Linked DNA regions of Homo sapiens: region 2 is linked to region 1. The links are chromatin contacts, found by Hi-C in ENCODE. All regions are on one chromosome and are shown on one strand. The core of a region is the stretch at or near the end of the contact, and the rest is flanking DNA. Distances in the headings are between cores, read along the strand shown. Region 1 holds the start of SHROOM2 (shroom family member 2). Region 2 overlaps WWC3 (WWC family member 3).

Region 1 (4,362 bases), core at 503-3,002:
CAGTGGCTCATGCCTGTAATGCCAGGACTTTGGGAGGCAGAGGAGTTCGAGACCAGCCTGGGCAAAATGGTGAAACTCCCCGTTTCTACAAAAAATTTTAAAAAATTAACCAGGCATGGTGGCGCACATCTGTGGTCCCAGCTACTCAGGAGGCTGACAGAACAAGACCCTGTCTCAAAAAAAAAAAAGAAGAAAGAAAGAAAGAAAAGAAAAGAAATAAAAGAAAAAAAAAAGAGGAGTGTTCTGGCTGGGCAGAGTATACACACTTTATGACTGTCCACCATGTTTCCAAAGAAGCCAGTGTGATAAAAGATTACACATTGGTCAAATTTATAACAATGGCAACCTCTTTCCTGAGTTCAACAAAAATTTAGTGCAAAGCTAAACAAGGCTTCTCCAAATCCCTCCACAAAGTTTTGTAATCATAAAAGCGACAGAAAATATAGAATGGAAGACGCTGGTGTCTCATTTGCTATTTGAACAACAAAGCCATCCCACTTCCCAAACTGATTACCAGTGCGGCGGGTTAGGAATCACTTAATTTCTTCCTGCTGTGGAGAGGCAGGAAAGCCGAGAAAACCAGTAAATTATCTTCAAACGCTTCTAGTCGCCAAGAATCTTTACATTTTAAAAGGAACTTCGTCCACACGAAAGGTCCGACTCAACCCTTCCCAGAGAAAATGACCACTACACACTTTTAACTAGAACACAGGGTGACTGGACTGTTGTTTATGTGTTTGCTTTTACAAGTTCATACAGGTTCAACTGGTAAGTTTCCAGATGGATTTTGTTTTGAGACAATAAAATTCAATGTTCTAAAGCAAACCACACACACACACACAACATTCCTGATGAGATACATCTGGAATTTCTTTATTATTATTAGAACTCGGGTCCTGCTCTTAGGAAGCAGGCTTTCAGGTTTCTCTAAGTTTGCGCAGGTATCCAGTGCGCAGTGGATCTGGGACTGGAAGCCGAAAGTCAGTAAACATTGATGGGCTGAAGGGAATCGAGAAGTTGCGCTGGCGACAGCTGCTACTCTGGATTTCGTAGTGATCACAGGCACGGGTCCAAGGGGTGCCGAACCAGGGACCCCAGAGAGGCAAACATAGGTGGGGACGGCTCGGGGACACGTTCCTTCGCTGGCCTCCAGGCAGCCCCGCAGGTGCAGGCCGCCACTGGCGGGCCCGGGAGCGCCAGAGGACCCGGCCAGGCCCCTGCCCGGAGGAGGGAGGGGGAGGGGAAAGGGACTCCGGGCAGGAGCCATTTAAACTCTGCGAGGCGCGGGGAACCGCCAGGATCACACGCCCACGCCGGTCCCGGCGCCCAGGCCCGGCAGGTGACCCCAGCAGACGCGCGCGCCAGACCCGGGGGCGCGAGCCTACCGCCCCTCCCGCGCCCCTACCTCGACGCGCCCCGCAGGGCGGCCAGCTCCCGGCTGTCAGCGCCCGCGCCCCGCGGCCGCCTTACCTTGGTGATGACCAGCGGCTCGCCGTGCTCGCGGCCGCCCTTCAGGGTGAAGCCCCACGGGGCGCCGCCGCTCAGCTGCACCTCCACCAGGCGCCCGCCGTCCGCCGCCCGCGTCTCGGCCTCGGCCAGGCGCTCGGGCCGCGCGCGGGGCTCGGCGCCCTCCATGGCGCGACCGCTCAGCGTCCCTGGCCCGCGCCCATGCACTCCGGGCAGTCCCGGCCGTGGGATCGCAAGGGAGGCTCCGAGCGCCGCAGAACTTGCGCCGTAACTTGGAAAGAAAGTGCCGGCCCGGCGGCGGAGGGAGCCCGGAGGGCTGGCGGGGAGGGGGCGGGGCCGGGGCCGGGGCCGGGGCCGGGGCTGGCGGGGAGGGGGCGGGGCCGACGGGGGGCGGGGCGGGCGCGTTCGGGAGCTCGTACCGCGGGGCCGGTCACGGGGAGCGCGTCCAGAGGTCCAGCCCGCGGCCCGAAGGGTGAGGGACGGGGTCAGGTGCGCGCTCAGGGGCCCACGCGGCCGCTCGTACCGGGGAGAGCTGGAGAGGGGCGCGCCCCGGTTCTCTCGCCCGGTGGAGGGGAGCGGGCCGGGAGGGGCGCTCAGGCGCGCGCGCCGTTCAGCGGGTTCGGGGTCGGGGTCGAGGAGCGCGCGCCCCGGGGCTGGCGGAGCCAGCGCGGGCGAGGACGGGGGCGGAGGCCCCGGCGCCAGGTCGGGCCTTTCCTCCCGCGCCAGAGCTCTGCAGTGCTTCGAAGCTCTGGGCGCCCCCGCCCGCCGGTTGGAGGCCAGGACCGGGCAGGTGAGGCGGCAGGTGAGATGGGCGCGGGGTGGCGTGGCGGGAGTCTCCGGCCTCCTCCGTCTCGGGGCGCGCGGCCCGCCGGCGCCCACACTTTGTTCTCGCGCACCGCGGGCTGCCGCGCAGGTGAGAGCGGAAGCGCCGCGGGAGGCCCTGGTGCCCGCGCTGTGGCCGCTGCCCCGGGGCAGAGGGACCGCCCGTCCCGCGCGGCCCTGCGCGCACTCACACTCTGGACTTAGAGAGCCGGGAAGGGCGCCCCCCAGCAGCCTGAGCCGGGCGCGGGTCCGGCCTCTGGAGGGGCTTGGAAGGCGGGCGCAGAAGGACCGTGCCCCGTTTCCACGAGGGCCTTCCCACCTTCCCGCAGAGGCCTCCCACAGCCACCGCGCAGAAAGCCGTTGCGTCTAGATGCTGTCCCCACTCGCCTAGGATTGGACCACAAGGTCTTCAAGTTTCCCAGGTTTACATCCCCGAAAAGGGGAGGTGGAGGTCTGGGATTGGTGAAAGTTTGCGGACAACATGTGTGCCACCTCTTCCTGCTCGGTTTCAGTTTCCATGAAACTCTGGTCTAAAGTACCTGCATGGATAGGTATTTACATGCTTTGCAAAAAAGCTGTTTTCGTTGCTGTTTCTATACGTAGCTGAAGGCTGGTGAACACCTCTTTTCTCTAAGCAGCTCCATCCAGGCCCTTTTCAGAGGTGACGATGCTGGAGTACGCATCCAGGACAGGCCGGGAGAGCACTGGACAGAGAGTCAAGGGTCCCCGGGTCTGGGTTCTGCCACTGTCAAGCTGGGACAAGAAATCTCAGCTCTGGTCTGTTTCTTCAGAGGTCAAGTGAGAGGGGTGCATTCTGTGGAGGTGTCTCATGCAGCCGATTAAATTCAGAGTCGCAGCTCCACTGGGCACCTGTCATGGCGCTGGGCACGTGGTGACTGCCCCATAATTAACTTCTAACTACAGTCTCTGAATGCCTTTAGTTAGAAGAATGAGGCGATTTTTTCTTTTTCAAAGATTAAACGAAGGCTTAAGGAATGTGCCTCTCAGAATCAAGTCGAGTGTATCTTCACTGTGGTGATGGTCACAGGAGCTGCCAAGTTGATTAAGCTAAATTGCACAGAACTAAATGCACGTGAAACGGGAAATCTGAAAAGGCTTGGTGGATTGTATCAATGTCCATATTCCAGGTTGTGACATTGTGCTGTAGTTTTGTAACGTGTTGCCATTGGAACAGGCAGGTGAAGAGTGAAGGGTGCACAGGACTTCCCTGTATTATTCCTTACCAAGAGGCGAAGCCAGTTGGGTGGGGACTCCGAGAATTTTTCTGTCTTACAAGAGGATTGTAAAATGCACCAATCAGCGCTCTGTGGCTAGCTAGAGGTTTGTAAAATGGACCAATTAGCACTCTGTAAATGGACCAATCAGCGGGATGTGGGTGGGGTCAAATAAGGGAATAAAAGCTGGCCACTGCAGCTAGCAGTGGCAACCCGGTCCAGTCCCCTTCCATGCTGTGGAAGCTTTGTTCTTTCGCTCTTCACAGTAAATCTTGCTGCTGCGCACTCTTTGAGTCTGTGCCACCTTTAAGAGCTGTAACACTCACAGCAAAGGTCTGCAGCTTCATTCTTGAAGTCAGCAAGACCAAGAACCCACCGGAAGGAACCAACTCTGGACACATTACAACTACATGTAAATCCAGTTATCTCACAAAGTTTAAGAAATGGATGGATATGATAAACCAAAAGATAAAGAGCTGTATAAATATACCCAGTGTGCTTATTAGAGTTTGCAGACATGTCCGTCTCCCAAAACAGCCCACTCCCTACCTCCCCACCCCAAGCTGGTATAGACTTCAGTCTAAGCTCTTACCTGGGGCTAAAATTCAGACCACTAGACTCATTATAAAGCAGAGACAGTGATTTCATTGTCTCCATAAATCCAGCATTATTCTATATAGCCCCAAAGTCATCTTTAACATTTTATGTTCACCGTACGTAATCATTGTCAGATTACCCATCTGCCACTTGAAAGGTTTATACTTTTTAAAAGGACTCCCTTGTTCTTAAACTTAGCTAGAAATTTACATCCATCCTTACTAAACAGTGTTTAGCTGGG
Region 2 (4,490 bases), core at 474-2,973, 330 kb before region 1:
CAACTTGTGTTGAAGCACAGCTATAAGATAACCGTCGTTGGCCACACCCCAGCCATCCTGAACACATCCATCCACAGCACAAACGTATGCCTGGGGCCTGAGCAACAACGCTGAGCAAGGGGACTCCCAAGGCCACTTACAGTGAGCACTTCTGTCGAGCCGCATGAGGAGATAAAAAAAAAAAAAAGCACAAAGTGAAAACACTGCAGAATTTAAGCCAACAACATTAAACAGAATATCAATATCATAAAAACATCAATATGAGCAAAGTCAAGATTTTTACAGGTTTTGATTAGCAAATACTAATGGGTAGATGAAAATAGCTAAGTATTTCATAATCATAACACATTTGACTTTTAAAATCCAGGGAAGACAAAACTGTAACAAAAACGTAAATAGTATGAAAAATCACAGTGTATTGCCCCACTCCTCTGACCTGCCTTCTGTTTCCTCCGATTGATTGAAAACACAAGGAAAAAATCATTCAGAGGCTGGTTTGCAAGTTTGGACAACTTTGATTTTTATCTTACAAAAATTTTGTCTTACTAAGACTTGCTGGGGGCCAAACTTAGACTGCAGTGTTCCCAGCACAGCTGATACATGATGGGGCAGGGGAGGCGAGGAGCCCCCCCTGTGTCCATGCCTGAAGCTGGCTACCCAACCCGGCCCTCTGGGGACACCCAGCAGGGTCAACTATTTCAAGTTTCTAAGGATACAAATAAACGTGTCCTTAGAACAACATAATACATATGTGTCCTTGAAACAATGTAATATATGTAACATATAAAACCATCACCAGATGGCAGTATCATAAAAAGCTACCGCTAGGCGGCAGTGTCACGCAAGAATCCACCACCGATGTCATATAAGAATCTACCACCAGATGGCAGTGTCACTCAGGAATTTATTGGCGGTGTCATATAAGAATCCGCCACCAGATGGCAGTGCCATACAAGAATTCATCACCAATGTCATATACGAATCCGCCACAAGATGGCAGTGTAATACAAGAAATAATCACGAATGACATATGGCTCCACCACGAGATGGCAGTGTCTACACACGTAAGCAAATACTTCCCAGTCCAAGAAGTTTCAACCATTATAGCATCTGCCACGGAAAGCAAAGGAAAAAATAAAGAAACCAGGATGTGAAATTAAGTCAGCGCTTCTCCCTCCCACTCTGTCTCTCCTCTGACCCAAAGTGGCCCTTGGGCCTTGTGCAGATTTTATGCCTAACTAGACTGACATTCTGGAATCTCAATCCCTTAAGGAGAAGGTGGTGGGAGAGAGGAGGGAGACTAAGAAAGAAGTCCTAATTGGATATTTCTTTTCTGACTGAACGGAATAAACATGGAGCAATCAACCTGTGGTTATAAAGAGGAACAAAGCTAATGAAGGATACCTGCATATATGGACTTCAGAAACAATGTATCTGGGGATACCAAAGTGTGTTTGCAAACACAGGGGCAGACACCAAAATAGAGATGCCAAAAAGCCCTGGGGCAGTCTCAGAACATGATGGCCTCTGGTTACGCACGTAAGTGCCAACAGACTACTATTTTATAGAGTGATCAACCTATCTATTGATCTACCAATCCATCTATCTCTTGGGTAACAGAATGGTGGCAAATGGAAGGGGTCACAAAGATCACTGCATTCAAGGGTGGAAAAGGTGAGACTCAGTCCAGGTATGTGTTCAAGGTCACACAGCTAGAAGTGGACAGGGCAGGGAACAAAAGCCTGGTCTCCCAGCTGCTAGTTTGAAGCTGTTTCCACTACACCACACTGGTTCTGCTCTCTAGTTTTATTTCTACCCCTTGCCGCATAAATACTCCATAGTACGTGACTAGGGTTTCTCAGCCTCAGCCCTCTTGACATTTGGGGCTGGACCATTCTCGAGGGGGAGGGGGTGCTGCCCTGTGCATGCCAGGAGCATCTCCCATCCCCTAGTTGTGACAACCAAAAATGTTTCCAGACATTGCCAAGTGTTCCCCAGGGGCAGGACGCAAAAACACCCCTGGCTGAGATCCACTATGCTGCACAAATTATCTAGTGTTTGCCTAAATGGAACATTTAAAACATTTTTGCCGTGCAAATAAAAGTCAATTAAATGGGCTGAACTTCAGGAACGGGAGACCTTGTTCTTGATCCTCTTTAAAACCAAAGGAAGATAAAGTTGCCATGGGTGGCTGAGAAAAGCACATGGGGTCAATATTCCCTTCAATAGCAGTTTGGTCTTCCAAGCAGGCTACAAGCTGAAAGACCCCAGCTCCGAGGAGGAGCTGAACCAACACCAACTGAATGGATGAGGCTCCACGGAGCTCCGTGTTTTTCCATTTGAAGAATCACCAGAGAAACCAAATCAGTAGAAATGACCGATACTTACAGGCATGTCTTTTGAAATTACACAATTATTTTCACTTCCACATTTGATAGACCTATGTTCTTGGAAACTATGAAAACTATAAAAGATAAAGAGATGTCAAAGCAACAAAAGAAGTCAAGATTTCCACTAGCTACAACCAGACACCTGTTGGCATAATGGTCTCAGGCGGGCACACACTGACGGTTCCATCTCGGCACGCACGCTGCAAAGGTCATGAAGGCCCTAATCCATCTCCAGCAGCCTCTGAATGTGGAAGCCTGTGTAGTTCTTACCCTAGTTTTCAACAATTAAGTATTTTTTGAAAACAAGCCAAATACCTAGGAAAGACAACTTTGTCAATTTCAATGATCTTTCCCCAACACAGATCAGAAAGAGCAGGTGTGTGCTCTTCCCGATCACATCAATATTCCTAAACGTAAAGCTCACCATGGACCTGGAAAGCCAGCCATCCTCACTCTGGACCCCACAGTTTCCGCCCTGCAGGTAACCCTCGCCCCGCAGGAGGCCACATCCGCACTTACTTCCACCCACGGGAGCGCTGGCTGGTGGGGGTCCTCGCTCGTGCGGCCCTTCCCCATCCCCGGGGACCCCGTGTGGCTGAAGGGCCGCCATGCCTGGTAAGTCTTCGTCCCCCATAGCCGAGGCGTGTGCCCGCAGTCTGTCTAGGGCGCCCAGGCCTGGCCCCTCACAGCTGTCCGCCAGCTGCGCCAGCGGCGAGTCCCGTGAGGCAGGGAGGAAGGGCGTGTCCAGGGGCGAGCTTGGGGGCGACAGCGAGGACAGCGAGGAGCGGGAGGACAGCGATGCCAGGGACTGGGGCGTGTCCAGGGACCGCCTCTGCTTGTGGAAGCCCGAGGGGCCTGGGGGCTCTGAAAAGGGAGCATCTCGCCCCAGAGAGTCGAAGGGAATGAGGTCGAAGCGTAGAAGCTGGCTGCCCTCAGCGTCGGGCTTCTCGTACTGCGGGAGGCCGTAGATGTCCGTGAAGCTGACCGAGCTCAGGGAGCCCCGGCTGGAGGCCAGAGACCCACGGCTGGAGGCTAGGGACCCGCGGCTGCTCCCCGAGGACACCGTCAGGGTGCTGGCACACAGGCTGAAATGAGACAGCATGGCCATCTGAGATGGCAGGGCAGCCACCCCTGCTCACCCTGTGAGCACGGAAAGGGTGGCAGAGAGCAGTGGGCAACAGCAGAGACCCGTGCCCAAGTCCCAGTCCCAGTCCTGGCTGGAACACATACTAGCCAGGTACACTTGGTCAAGCCATTCACCCCCTCTGGGCTCCCACTGGGGCTGGGGTGAGAACAGTTCCCACCTGGGGCATTGTTAGGAGGAATATCTGAGAAAATGACACATCTGAGGCCCTTGACATTGGCCATTCTTGAGCAGCCAAATCTTACTAGCTTAAAAAGTTCGTATGCTTTTAAAAAAAACCCAAAACAAAAATGCGCACGTGTATAGATGTACACTTCTGAAACTGTTAATTAGGTTACAAAATCCTTGAATACATCTGACTTCAGGCCTCTTATTTACCCTGAAGCCAAATGTGGTTCTCTCCATATTCCTTGAGTCATACAGTAGTAGCATGTTAAAAATATAATGTATCCATTCTGTGTTAACAACATTTCAGGTCAAGCTACAAGAAACGAGTTCATGTACCAGTCATTGGAACATGATGAACAAGTACAGTTTTCTCTTTGAAAGTAACCTACCTTTTTAACTGGGACTGGAGGTAGGATGTTAAGCGGGTGGCTTCTTCCAGCTGCATAAGTAGACAATTCCTTTTTTCCTGAAGCAGAATCCTGTAGGTAAGAAGACAGTCGATTAGTACATTTCAAAGACAGGGAGAATATTTTCATAACAAGACAGTCCACTATCAATTCCCTCCAGCTGAATTAGGTTGCAATCACCACCCATTCTAAAAGCACCCAGGTCACAAGGGCCAAGATCACAGAGACTGCTTTTGTCCCGTTTGAAAAATACATCCCTGGCACCCTGAGCAGTGCCTGCTACTCTGTGGAAGCGCCAGGCACAGTGCACGGGGGAGGGGATGCGTGAGAAGAGGAGTGGGCACAGGGATGGGTCAATGTGTGGGTGGGTGGCTGGATGGG

What was found. Hi-C counts contacts between places; a loop is a spot of excess contacts on that map. Pooled maps may share reads with other maps.
Region 2: a map of thyroid gland shows a loop between it and region 1 (4-fold over the local background). The contact joins the enhancer-like site here to the promoter of SHROOM2 in region 1. A Hi-C loop is called at or near these places in 2 of 168 maps with a recorded cell type or tissue (ovary and thyroid gland) and 5 of 50 pooled maps.

What each region holds. Positions count from the first base shown.
Region 1 is chrX:9,783,819-9,788,180 of GRCh38, reverse strand. SHROOM2 (shroom family member 2) reads right to left here and starts at 1,752. Exons shown (of 10, transcript NM_001649.4): 1 at 1,471-1,752. The coding sequence starts at 1,635.
Region 2 is chrX:10,116,109-10,120,598 of GRCh38, reverse strand. WWC3 (WWC family member 3) reads right to left here. Exons shown (of 24, transcript NM_015691.5): 11 at 4,092-4,181; 12 at 2,910-3,475. Among named protein-coding and RNA genes, the nearest start is that of CLCN4, 39 kb to the left of the region's middle. RefSeq lists an enhancer at 876-1,170. Within about 2 kb of position 1,723, at least 2 of the 41 ENCODE cell types and tissues checked have a DNase peak (open chromatin) inside an H3K27ac peak, as active enhancers do.